Linked DNA regions of Homo sapiens: regions 2 and 3 are each linked to region 1. Evidence: chromatin contacts called from ENCODE Hi-C or POLR2A ChIA-PET data. All regions are on one chromosome and are shown on one strand. The core of a region is the stretch at or near the end of the contact, and the rest is flanking DNA. Distances in the headings are between cores, read along the strand shown. Region 1 holds the start of EBF3 (EBF transcription factor 3). Region 2 overlaps MGMT (O-6-methylguanine-DNA methyltransferase). Region 3 overlaps MGMT (O-6-methylguanine-DNA methyltransferase).

Evidence for each region. Hi-C counts contacts between places; a loop is a spot of excess contacts on that map. ChIA-PET counts read pairs that join two places held with the same protein, here RNA polymerase II (POLR2A). Pooled maps may share reads with other maps.
Region 2: a loop to region 1 is called in a pooled map, with 2.0 times the contacts of the local background. The contact joins the enhancer-like site here to the promoter of EBF3 in region 1. A Hi-C loop is called at or near these places in 1 of 168 maps with a recorded cell type or tissue (cardiac septum) and 3 of 50 pooled maps. POLR2A ChIA-PET finds 5 or more read pairs at or near these places in 1 of 52 experiments (HEK293).
Region 3: a loop to region 1 is called in a map of vagina, with 2.4 times the contacts of the local background. The contact joins the enhancer-like site here to the promoter of EBF3 in region 1. A Hi-C loop is called at or near these places in 4 of 168 maps with a recorded cell type or tissue (aorta, heart left ventricle, right lobe of liver and 1 more) and 3 of 50 pooled maps.

What each region holds. Positions count from the first base shown.
Region 1 is chr10:129,962,307-129,966,109 of GRCh38, forward strand. It overlaps EBF3 (EBF transcription factor 3), which reads right to left and starts at 1,968. Exons shown (of 17, transcript NM_001375380.1): 1 at 1,329-1,968; 2 at 1,061-1,217; 3 at 636-699. The coding sequence starts at 1,462. RefSeq lists an enhancer at 2,095-3,066.
Region 2 is chr10:129,542,286-129,546,088 of GRCh38, forward strand. The region is part of intron 2 of MGMT (O-6-methylguanine-DNA methyltransferase); the gene reads left to right. Among named protein-coding and RNA genes, the nearest start is that of MGMT, 77 kb to the left of the region's middle. Within about 2 kb of position 2,055, at least 3 of the 41 ENCODE cell types and tissues checked have a DNase peak (open chromatin) inside an H3K27ac peak, as active enhancers do.
Region 3 is chr10:129,693,031-129,696,833 of GRCh38, forward strand. All of the region lies in intron 2 of MGMT (O-6-methylguanine-DNA methyltransferase), which reads left to right. Among named protein-coding and RNA genes, the nearest start is that of MIR4297, 150 kb to the right of the region's middle. RefSeq lists an enhancer at 1-215. Within about 2 kb of position 1,766, at least 6 of the 41 ENCODE cell types and tissues checked have a DNase peak (open chromatin) inside an H3K27ac peak, as active enhancers do; they include right lobe of liver, where a contact is called at or near this core.

The sequences.
Region 1 (3,803 bases), core at 718-3,217:
TAACTCAGGACTGCTGCCACGGTGATGCAGCAGAACTTAGGCAATCCCTTTGAAAGGGAGAAAGAGAACCCCACCACTTCTCGCTTAATTTTTTTTTTCTTTTCTTAACTAAGAACCTTAAGGCTCTTAGGGCTTGCATTTCAAGGTGCAAGGAACTTGCCTGGTGGAGAGCAGGCCTGGTAGCTGTGTGCGGTGGGCCCATGTGGTCGTTTATTTTTAGAAAAGAAAAAGCACCAAATGGAAACTGAGTGAGAGGCTGAACTCTTTCTAATGTCTCTCGAGGATTTAAAAAAAAAAAACTCGTTCACAGGAAGTAAGTTATGCTCCGTTTATGGAGTTACCCCCATCCTAATAATTAACATTAATTTGCAAAATTGAAAAAAGTCACTTAAAAGTGATGTTCTGCTGGAGCCCGTATCGATCTTTTTCTTACTTTCTACTTCAAGCCCCACCGGTTAATCATGTGAAGTGCCATCGACTTATTGATCGTTTATGTTTTGTTTTCCTTCTATGCCATGAGAAGATTTCGTGTTTACATCCATGTCATTTTAATCTCAAATCTTTATGTCCTTTCACCAGCGCAGAAAAGGAGAGCCAGCCGCTGCAGGGGCGGCGAGCACGCAGCAGGCACTTACCGTTGCTGTACAATAACTGGAGTTTATAGTGGATGCCGTTGTTGGTTTTCTCGTTGTTTGGCTCCTGAAAGTAACGATAAATAATTGCATTTAGTGCGATCGGTGTCAGGCGCGGCCACCACGCTCGGTCCCCCTCCGCGACCGAGGCTCTCGGCCTCACACATGGCAGGATTCCTAGCTCGAAGCAGCGCGGTGATGTCACTTTCCTGCTGGAAGCCCAGCGTTCTCCTCGCCCCGAGTAAGTCCGAGGGCGCAGAGAAGTTGCCCAGCCCTCGGCGGTCCCGGGCGGCCGCACGTGGCGGCGGCGGGGTGGCCTGGCGGAGCCGAGCCCGCCGCCTAGGGGGGCACTCGAACCCCCGCGCACCGGCACCGCCTGCCTCCCGCTTCTAGAAAGAGAGAGGGTGTGATCGTGTGTTTGCACTTACTTTCTCTTTCTCCACAAAGTCCACAAAAGCGGTCCTTTCAATCTCCACCGGCTGCCCCTGCCTATCGTAGAGCGCCAGCACGAAGTGGAAGAAATTGGATTTCCGGAGGTTGGAAGGCGGCTGCTTCTCGAAGTGCGCCCGCGCCAGCCCCACGCCGCTGCGGGAGGAAAGAGACAGCGGCCCGGTGAGGAGCGCGGCGCCGGCCGGCGGAGGGGGCCGGGCCGGGCCGGGGCCGGGGCCAGGGCGCGCGGGGGCGGCCGGTACGTACCTCTGGGCGGCCGTGTTGGCGTCCACCACGCCCGCCGTGTGCATCCACGAGCGCACCGGGTTCATGCCGCTGCCCAGCGGCTCCTCCTTCATGGTCGTCCCCCCGCGCGGAATATTCTCCTGAATCCCAAACATGAAAACTGCTGGCGGCGGCCGCAGCTCCCGGCCGAAAGCGTTTCCTCGAGCAGCGGCGCTCGGGGCTTGGCGGCAGGCGGCTGCCCTGGCCGCCCTCGCCCTGCTCGGCGCCTGCGGTCCGGCCCCGCCGCCGGCTTCAGCCCGTCCCGGGCAGGCGCGACATACACCAGCGGCCGGGCGCTCCGGACGGCCAGGGGCGCGGAGGCGGCTCCACCGGCGGCGGCGGCGCTTCGAAGGAGCAGGACGCGGTGGCCGCGGCGGCGCTTGTTGTTGTTGTTGTTTGCAGGCGCGCTCAACGTGGTGTCATCCTAGCCAGGCGGCGTCCGCGGCTGCAGGACACTGCGGGATCGCCCGCTTCTGGCGCGGCCCGCCTGCTCCAAAGACAAATAAACGGGGCAGTGAGTGCTGCGGCGCAGTCCCGGGCGCAGGCGGGGCGCGGCGGGGCCTGGAGCGGCGCGCGCAGCGGACGGAGGCGCACAAAACTCAGCCCTCTCTCCCCGAGGAATGGACCCTTTCCCGGGAGCCAAAACTCGAAGCCCCCGGGAGCGGCGCTGTCAGAGGGTGACGTCGGGGGGCGGTGCCTGCGCCATATATGGGAGCGGCCGCCCCTCGCCGCGCCCCTCGCCGCCGCCGCCGCCGCGCTCGCCGACTGACTGCCTGACGGCGCCGCGAGCCGGCCCGAGCCCCGCGAGCCCCGCGAGCCCCGCCGCCGCCGAGCGCCACCGAGCGCCGCCGCCGCCCCCCGCCACGCACCGCGGCTCCTCGCGTCCAGCCGCGGCCAAGGAAGTTACTACTCGCCCAAATAAATCTTGAAAAGAAACAAACGCAGCCACTGCACAATTGCAGTTTGGCCCCTTAATACCTCCCTGCAAAACCTGCCACACAGTCGAACACGATGGGCGGGGCGGGGGGCTGTAAAATGCTGAGGCGCCCCAAGTTGCCCAGATGCATGCAATAAATGCAAGGGGCTGCAGCTTGTCCTGGGGCCGCCCGAAGGAGAAGTGGGAAGAGGCAGGTCGACCGCAGGGAGGGCGCCGGAGGGAGGAGCGGGCAACGGACTGGGAGGAGGGGTGCCCAGGGCTCCCCGGCCAAGGCTGGACGCGCAGCTCAGCCTGATTTCTAAGCAGACCTAAGGCTGCTGCAGGGCCGGCCGGTCCCGGTCTGAGCCCCGCCAGGTACCCCAAGCTTCCTACCCCGGCGGAGGCCGCCGAGTGCCGGGCAGGGAATCACGTCGGAGGCAGGGTCTGCCAGATGCTCCCTCTCCCCCGGTGGCCGCGGCAGACCCCGGCCCCTGGCCTGTTCTTACGCACAGCGAGTGACAAAGAAGGCTCCGGTCTCTCCGGGCCGACGGGAAGCGCGCCCGGCCTCTCCGGCGACCCGGAGCCGGGTGTCTGGCTGCGCGACCTGCGCGGTGGCCAGACCGCCCTGGAGCCAACTGCTCCAAAAACCAAGCGGACGCCGCGGGCGCTGTGGCCCGGCCCTCGGAGCCGCCGGACCCGGGTGAGCGCGCGGCGCGCGGCTTCCCGACCTGGTTTCTAGGAATCGGGAGGGCAGCCGGGCGCGGGCAGACTGTGGGCCCCGCGGCCCAGCTCCTGTAGCCGGGACTCCGCGCCCAGGAGCGCGGCCCGCCCAAAGGACGTCTGCGCGACACGGAGCAGAGACCCAGGGGACGACCAGGAACTGTCCTAGGCACTTCCCTGCCAAGAGAAATCAGGCCCTTTTGATTAAAAGAAAAAAAAAAAAAAGATTGCAGGGCGCAAGTGTGTTGCAGGGCAGCCTCCTCCCGCCGGGTCTGGGGCAGCACTCCCTTTTCCCGTGAATTGGCAGCGTGTGTACGTTAATATTTTAATTAATCGGGAAAGTCGAAGTCCGATTCACGTTGTCTGGGGACCCCCACGCCTCTTGGAAGGAGTGAGAAAAAAGATGTGTTGGAAAGAGATCTATTTTGCTGGTGTTGGGGGTTAATGACTATTGCCAAAGATAAGTGAATTATCAAAGCTGTTGCGCCAGTCCCATCTCAAAATCCATTACGGTGCCGGCCGTCTAATTAAATACGTAAGTATAATAAAATCATATTTTATGACTATTTGAGGGTAATGAGATTAGTCTTTAGAAGCGATAGCCACATATTAAAGATGCCACTGTCTATAGAATGTTAATAACCTTAAATCAAAGTGTATGGAAACTGTTCATGATAAATTAAAAGAAAATTTCTGTATTCCTAATAAGCCCAGCGCTTTCCACTCTCGGCAGACACTGGTGTAGGAGGGAACACTTTCTTCGTGGAGAAACAACGCAAAATAAAGTTGGCCATCGAGGGAGGGTGGGGTTGAGAAACGCT
Region 2 (3,803 bases), core at 805-3,304, 420 kb before region 1:
CCAGTTATCCCCACGGCCTCTCCGTGCAGGTCGGTCTGACCAGTGCCAGTCGGATGGTTCCTCAAGGTCCACGGGCCATGAGAACCTTCCTGGGAACTTCACGAATTCGTTTTTTTCTGACAGATTGGGAAATTAATACAGACACTTGCCGCATTCACGTTACTATAATTGATCTTTCAAGGAGGAGAAGAAACTGTTCTTAAGGACAAACACTTAGAGAAGCACTGCCAGTAAAAATAACATCCAAAAAAACGCGCTCTGTAGGACTTTTACCTGCGGCAAGTTCGGCTGTCTCATTGCTTTTCCTCAGTGCCGTGAAATAATGATTTGTGTTGTATGTGCTTAAAAAATGTGATTATTTTACTTTATAGAGTGTTCCTTAAGGAGGTCTCTTGAGTCAAATAAGCATGTTTCTGTGAGGAAAACTTGCCAGGCGCTCCTTGGCTTTATAGAAATCGTCTGTTTTTCAAAAACGAATGGCTGAATGCCCTGGCGAGCCTGGAACCCCTTGTTCTTGCCCCTGCTGGCTCTGCGATTCCATGTCGGTGAGGCCTGTCCACGCTGACGGATGTTGCCTCCCGTTTCTGCCTGAGAGGGGTAAATGATCAGTGGTGGATAGGGAGTTCCTCTTGTGACTTATGTTATCAATAACACAAATTGTGCATATACTTCACCCCATGCTAAACATTTATAGTGCAGTGTCCTTTAGAAGCCAGACAATGGCCTCGTCTTTCAGGTTGATGGCTAAAAAGACAAGACAGGAAGCCAAGGTGTTTCTTTTCAGCTCCACAGATCCTTGTGATGAATTATGTTCCGTGACGAGAGGGTACGATGGGGGCCGACTGCTGGCCCCCGGACACACAGTGCTGCACATGGGGCCTGCAGAGGTGTTAGCGTAGCCCGTGATGGTGGCAGCTCTTGGACCTTAGTAAAATAAAGGGAAGCAGCATAACATATGCTTTTAAGTGAGGGTATGGCGTGAAAACCCTGCCGTTGTGTGATAGGAGACGGGCTCTGCAGGCTGAGCCTTCCAAGTCGTGAATGATGAGGTTTGCTGTGCTCCTCTGATTGGCAGCTGAAAGGGCAGGTCAGAGCTCCTCTCTACAGCACTGCGGAGAATCCCAGGCTGTGGAGCACTGGCCCATCCACCCCAGGACAGAGCTGCCTCGCCACAGAAGAGCGAGGTTCTGGGATTCACTGTGAAATTGTTGTATGGTTTCTGATCTAGAAAATCAAACCTAAACAATGCGCAACCTCACCAGCTTCGGTGCTCTTGATGTTTTCTCCCTGCAGCTGGTTCTTTGCTGACCTGGGGGCAGAGTAGACAGTGGTGGCAGCCAGGTGGATAGTATTTAAACAAGTGTCACTGAGATTTAGGGTCCTTATGTGCTGGACTCATCTAAGAAAAAAAAAAGCAATGCAAAAGTTTTATTTCTGTCAATTTTGTAACTGTGTTACAAGGAGACAGAGATGGCAAACGTGTGTGCCTGTGTCTGTGAGTCAGAAGCAAACTTGTTCATTTCATTTAATTTTAAGTCTGCCAGGAACTTCTTGGAAGGAAGAAAAGAATGGTTGAATGACAGCTACAAATAGGTGAGTTCAGAATATGATCCAAAGTGTCAGAGCAAAAGATTTTTTAAGTTTCCAACATTTGGAGTAAAAGAGCACTTTAGAGTAACAGGTAAATGGGTTAACTTCAGGCAGAGAGAGGTGGATGTTTCTGCCTCTCTGGTATGTTAAAATAAAACCCCTTAAATCCCCTGCTCTTAACAATAAGTTTCCATTTAAGAGTCATTGGGCTTCACCTCTGTTCGGCTCTGTTTGTGAAGGGAGGGCAGCTTTTCTGGGGAGATCATGCCCCTCTCTCCTTTATGTGGCCACAGAGATCCTTTCCCTGTTTTCATGAGGAGGAAACATGGAACCTTGGCACAATCCAGTTCTCATCTAGAATTACATTGTATGCTGTGCAGGCCAGGGGAGGAAAGATCCCGGAAGTGGCAGCCACCGGATAGGCACGTTGCCGCCACAGCCAGCATCGGCGTCTGTTCAGGTTTCAGGAAGGTCACTTCTTGGCTCAAATCCCTGGTATTTCCAGGTTGTCTTCAGACTGCGGCTTTCACCCTCAGGAAGCCCCAGCATGGCCTTGGGCCCAGCTTAGAGGCTTGTGGGGGTTTGGGTGTAGCCCCGTGCACAGTATCCTGTCTAGGATTCATAATCTTGCAACAGCCATCCCTGATGGGATTGGGTAAGATGACAGTGTCCTTTCTCGATGGCCCTGGTGCCCTGTGGAGTTGGGTCCTGGCCCTCACTACCCTGTTGCGTGGGTGGGCCACGCCCCTCCTGCTGATCAGCCTCTGTTGCAGAGAGTCTGGCCCTGTGGACCCCTGCCCCCGGCCCCAGGCCCTGTGTCTGCGCTGGGCTTGCATTGCCTGCCTCTCGGTCCCCTCGCCTCATTGCAGTTTGGTGCTTCTAATTAGTTGTGGTCTTGAAAAGCTGGTGAACAGGCTTGTCCACATTGTATGGGAAATAAGGTTCAATGAACCCCTGTGAGAAACGCCAAGTGTGGGATTTCTGACAGTATCCCACAGAAACATCTCAGAGCCCATTTCTGTTTCCTCCTGGAGTCTCTGTTTCTCCCAGAAGAGGCGGCGTGGCCAGGGGTCAGGCAGATGTCAAGGAAGTGAGGACTCGGAGGGACTGGCACCTGTGGAATAGCCCCTGCTTCGTCTGTCTGGCCTGGTGGGAGGAGGTGTCCTTCCGTCACTGCACTTCGTCCTTGGGACCCCTCTGTGAAGTTGTTGGCATCAATGTGCGTTTACCAATAAGAGAAATGGAGATGGGGTGAGGGATGGTGGGTTACAAGTCCTGGGGAAGACTTCAGGGAAGAAGTGGGTATTCCCTCTACTTAGCTGAACTTGCAGTAGAGACTGCCACTCTGGGAGTGACTTCTGTTCTCCTGTGAAATCCTCTGTGACTCTTGCCTGCAGTTGAGGGAGCCTCTGAGACCATCCTGATTGGGATTTGGTCAGTGGGAACTCAAGTCAGTATTGTCCTGGGGGCCTGAGTGCCAGTGTCTTAAAAATAGAGTGTCCTCCAGGTAATGTTGGATTTGGAAGTTCAGGCTCAGCACTGGATTTGTCCTCGTGATATCACTCGCCTACTGTACACATGAGTCATTGTAAAGTTACGACATGAGCTCGCATACGTGCTGGTATTAGAGCTCCTTGGACGGTGATGTGCTGTTTTAGAGGAGAAAAAGCTGAGATGAAACAAAAATGGTGGTGGCAGTTACCCAGGGCCACGTCTGTGGATGCCATCCTCAGGATGCCATTGCATCTCGGGCCAGCCTCCCTCTGCTTTTGCAAAAGCACAACCGTCTGGCCTCTACGACCACCAACACACACCTCTCATACTCTGGAATTTGATTTCTGGAATGCTTTTTTATTCTTCCTATATCTGTAAGATTTTCTGATATTTAAACTGGCTGCAACTAATGAATAGTTTTCAGTTTTGTTTTAAAAGTGTTCATGTCATTTAAGCTCTAAACTCTCACAATATACTTGGTTTGTTAAATGTAAAATTTTATCAGTAATTAGATCAGCTCCTTGATATTAATGTACAGGGTAGCTCTTGCGTGCTGATCAGTTCAGAATTTAAATTGAGTTAAAGGTTAAATGAGTTTAATTTTTGAATTGAACTGAAGCATTGTCTTGTGGCAAATTCATCCAGAATTTTTATTTCCAGTTGCTGTACAAGTGACGGAAGTGGGTCTTTTTGCGATAAAAACATTGTGAATACATTTA
Region 3 (3,803 bases), core at 516-3,015, 270 kb before region 1:
GTACTTTTAGTGCAGTATTAACACATGGTAGAAAATGGAATTGCCTAGAGGATTTTAATCTCTGATGGATTATTCTTGTACCTGTACCTGTCTGATGGTCGTGTAAGTCCATGTTAACAAACCTGGGACCACAGGAAAGGAGAACTGATGCGAATACAAACAGGTGGAGGATTTCCAGGCGTCAGTGGGGTCTGGGAGACTTTTCCAAGAAGTGTTTTCATTGCAGTTAACATTTTTAAAGATGAATATCTCACTATTATAAAGGTCAATGCCACTTCTGTAATATTAATTTGCAATTGAAAGGTATTTTCTTTTAAGAAGTCCCCTTTTTCAAGTTTCTCAAACTGGAATTTTCTTGAGCATCTAAGAATCCTTTCCTTTCAAAAGATCCCCAAGTTACCCCGGTCTAAGCTAAGAAGGGTTCAGCGTTGGCCGGAAGCATAACTCTAGCTCTCCAAGGCCTTGGGCTGCGGCAGGGTTTGCATGTCCAGGCAGTAGGTGGAGGCTTCTCTTGGTCAGTGTGTCTGCTCAGGGGGAGGCCTGGCTGGGGAAGCGGGTAGCAGTTTGGGACCAGAGCTTAAAAGAGAAGGAGAGACCGGTGCGGTGGCTCAGGCCTATAATCCCAGCACTTTGGGAGGATGGGGCAGGTAGATCACAAGGTCGGGAGTTCGAGACCAGACTGACCAACATGGTGAAACCCCATCTTTACTAAAGATACAAAAATTAGCAGGGTGTGGTGGCGCACGCCTATAATACCAGCTACTCAGGAGGCTGAGGCAGGAGAATCACTTGAACCCGAGAGGTGGAGGTTGCAGTGAGCCGACATCATGCCGCTGCACTGCAGCGTGGGCGACAGAGTGAGATTCCATCTAAAAAGAAAAAAAAAAAAAGTGAGACTTTGAAAGTGATGACAGTTTCCACAGTTCCCATGGGCAGGTGGCTCAGAATGAGGTGGCCTGAGGCCCACAGTCTGTCCTTGGGGACTGGGTGGCCCCCACGTCCAGGCAGCAGGGAGAGGACGTGCTGGCTGCCAAGATGGGGTGGGAGAAGCCCAGGGCATCAAGTGCCACGGAAATAAAGCTGGTTGCCTTAGTTGAATGGCGCCTTTGAGTTCCCAGAAGCTCTTCTCAGCGGGAGGCTCCCTGTCTTTCACCTCTGCTCTTCTGAGGTACCAGTTGAAGGGTTTGGGGGGTGAAATCAAGGCATAGGGCTCCTGGCAACACTACCCCTGGCTCCGGGGTTTGCATGCCGGGGCTTCTTCCTTGTCCTGGCTGTCAGAGAACACCTGGAAATAAATGCTGCATTGTTTTGCTGGAAAATCCTGACACCACCTCCTGCCTTCCCCTGGGAGGGCTGAGACCTGGCCTAGGCATGGAGCTTACGGTCCACAGACCTGCCTGCCTGCAGCATGACAGCCTCCCAGAGGGCTGTATTGATTTTTGAAGAGGAGGAAAAAGGCATACAAAATTGGACTTGCCAGCCTTCTTTGAGTAGAAATTGGTGCTTCCTAAAGGGAATCTTAATTGGCTAGCTTCGAAGCTAAAATGTTTTCTCCCCCTTCCCTTCTCAGAACTCTCCAGCCCCCCTGTTTGTTCTTGTGAGACTTTTCCAAGCCCCAGTTACTTTTCTTTCCTGCTTTGGAACATAATTGGATTCTTCGCTGGGTAGAGTTTTGCTTGGAAGACCTGAGGGTGTAGCTGAACCAAGTTTGAGCACCCTGGAAGGAAGACAGAAGATGCCGGGAGACCAGCCAGCTCAAAGGAGAAAGGGAGGGGGACAGCATCTGAACTCTGGCCTCCAGCATGATTTCATCCTTTAAACTGAAAACCCTGAGTTTCAGTGCCAGCGACGACACTTGTTGAAAAAGTACAAATGTTTTCTGCTTCTTGTAATCTACTTCTTGCAAATATTAGTACTCTGGAAAAAAGATTTATTTTAATAATGTGAGTTTCAGATTTTTTTCTGTAGTTAACGTTGTTTTATTACTCTATATCCTTGCCAGAAAGCGTGTTTTAAGAGTTTCAATTCAAAATTAAATATGACCTCAGTGTTTTAAAATACAATTATATTAACTGTCCATTTAATAGTTGCTGAGGATTTTTTTGGCCACTGATGGATAGTCAAGATACTTGTCTGAGATTAAATGCAGTATTCTCAACTCTGCTAACCAGCTAACTTGTTCCAGCTGCAGCAATCAACAGGAAAAACAAGGGCTTTCTATGAAGTGAGCTGGAGAAAGTTGTTCCCGGATAAAATTGCAGTACTATTCTATAAGCTGTGCTTTTCTTTTAAAAACTCCACTGTGTTTCATAATAGGGAACTATCTATTATTTATTTAGAACTGTACAAACCAATTTACAAGACAGGTAATTTAGTGACAGAATTATTTATTAATGAGCCCAAGTATACAAGTTAATGGGACCGAGCCCCGTGGAGGTCAATCCTCATATAATCCATGCCTTTTGGAAAGAAAAGTATTGTCTTCAGAACATTTAGTTATGATTGTTAAATTTAAATTACGATATATTCTCTTGCTAAGACAAAAAATAATTTTTTCTGAATTGCATGATGACAGAGTTAGTCTGTAAGCTGTGTGGAGATGAATTGTGTCAATTAGGGGTAGGTACATCTTAGCCCTGTTGGTACCAAAAGTATTATTTCTCATTGCATGGGCTCACAGGAGAAAGCAAGCCTGTTCTTTAATAGAGACGACAAATCAGAAACCGCTGCCTGCCTGGGAGATGGAACAGTCGTGCAGGCGAGGAGCTCAGAGGGCGGGCGTGGCTTCCCAAGCTCTGGCACAGCCTGCAGGCCTTATCAGGTGCTCTGCTTCTGGGGTACTCGGCACTTTGCTCTTCCGGTGGATGGGGGAGGGGCGGGCTGTTCCATGTGACAGCATGTGGGCTTGTCATGATTCGGGGTGACCACTGGCTTCCATTTCCCAGGAGTGGCTTTGTCCTCGCGGTCTTACGGTATGTTTCCAGTAGATGAGAAGGCATGCCTACAGACAGGGCCTGCTGGTGTCTGCTGTGTGTCATGGGGGGAGGCAAGGTTTTCCTCACTGGGACCTCTTCACTCCCCCTTTATTAATGACCCCCTGGCTCCTCCCCAGAGGCCCAGAAGCCTAGAGGAGAAATGAGGGTACAGCATAGATGCCTTAGTGTAACGAGTGGGGCTGCTGGAACTCAACAGACTATTTACAGTTACAGCATGAAGGTGGTGCTTGAAGGATTTGCTGCTTCGTTTCATTTTTCTCATTTCATCTCATCATGAAGTCGATTGCATTATATCAGGGGGTGGGGAATGGAACAGACACAGAGGAGAACCCACCAAGTTCTGTGTCTTCAAACCTGCAGCATTTCCAGGTTCCGACTGCAGAGTCCTATCAAAGTAAGCAAAATTGGAAGTGATGCCCATTTCCTGGGCTTTCACAAACTTTGTTATTCTGCAGTCTACCACAAAATCTGAAAAGGCAGAGAAATGTAGCTTTCACTGTTTAGAAAATCTTTGTGAGTTTTTCTTCCCCCTAGGGAATGGTTTTCAGCACATTATTCATTGGAAAAATGAAATCTGAAATGTAGGTGTATTTTCAGTGCACGTGCTCCGGAGGAGCCTCAGCACCCTTGTGTCTTGTCTACCCATTCGCTCAGTGGGCAGGGATTGAGCACTGGGAATGTGCTGGGTCGGAGCCGAGGGCTGGAGGCAGAGTTGGGACCAGCCCCAGGATGGTGCCTGGCTGTTTGTCCCAGGGCTCACTGGAACAGCCCTCCTGGGCAGCCCTTGGTTGGACTTCTTTACGCAGC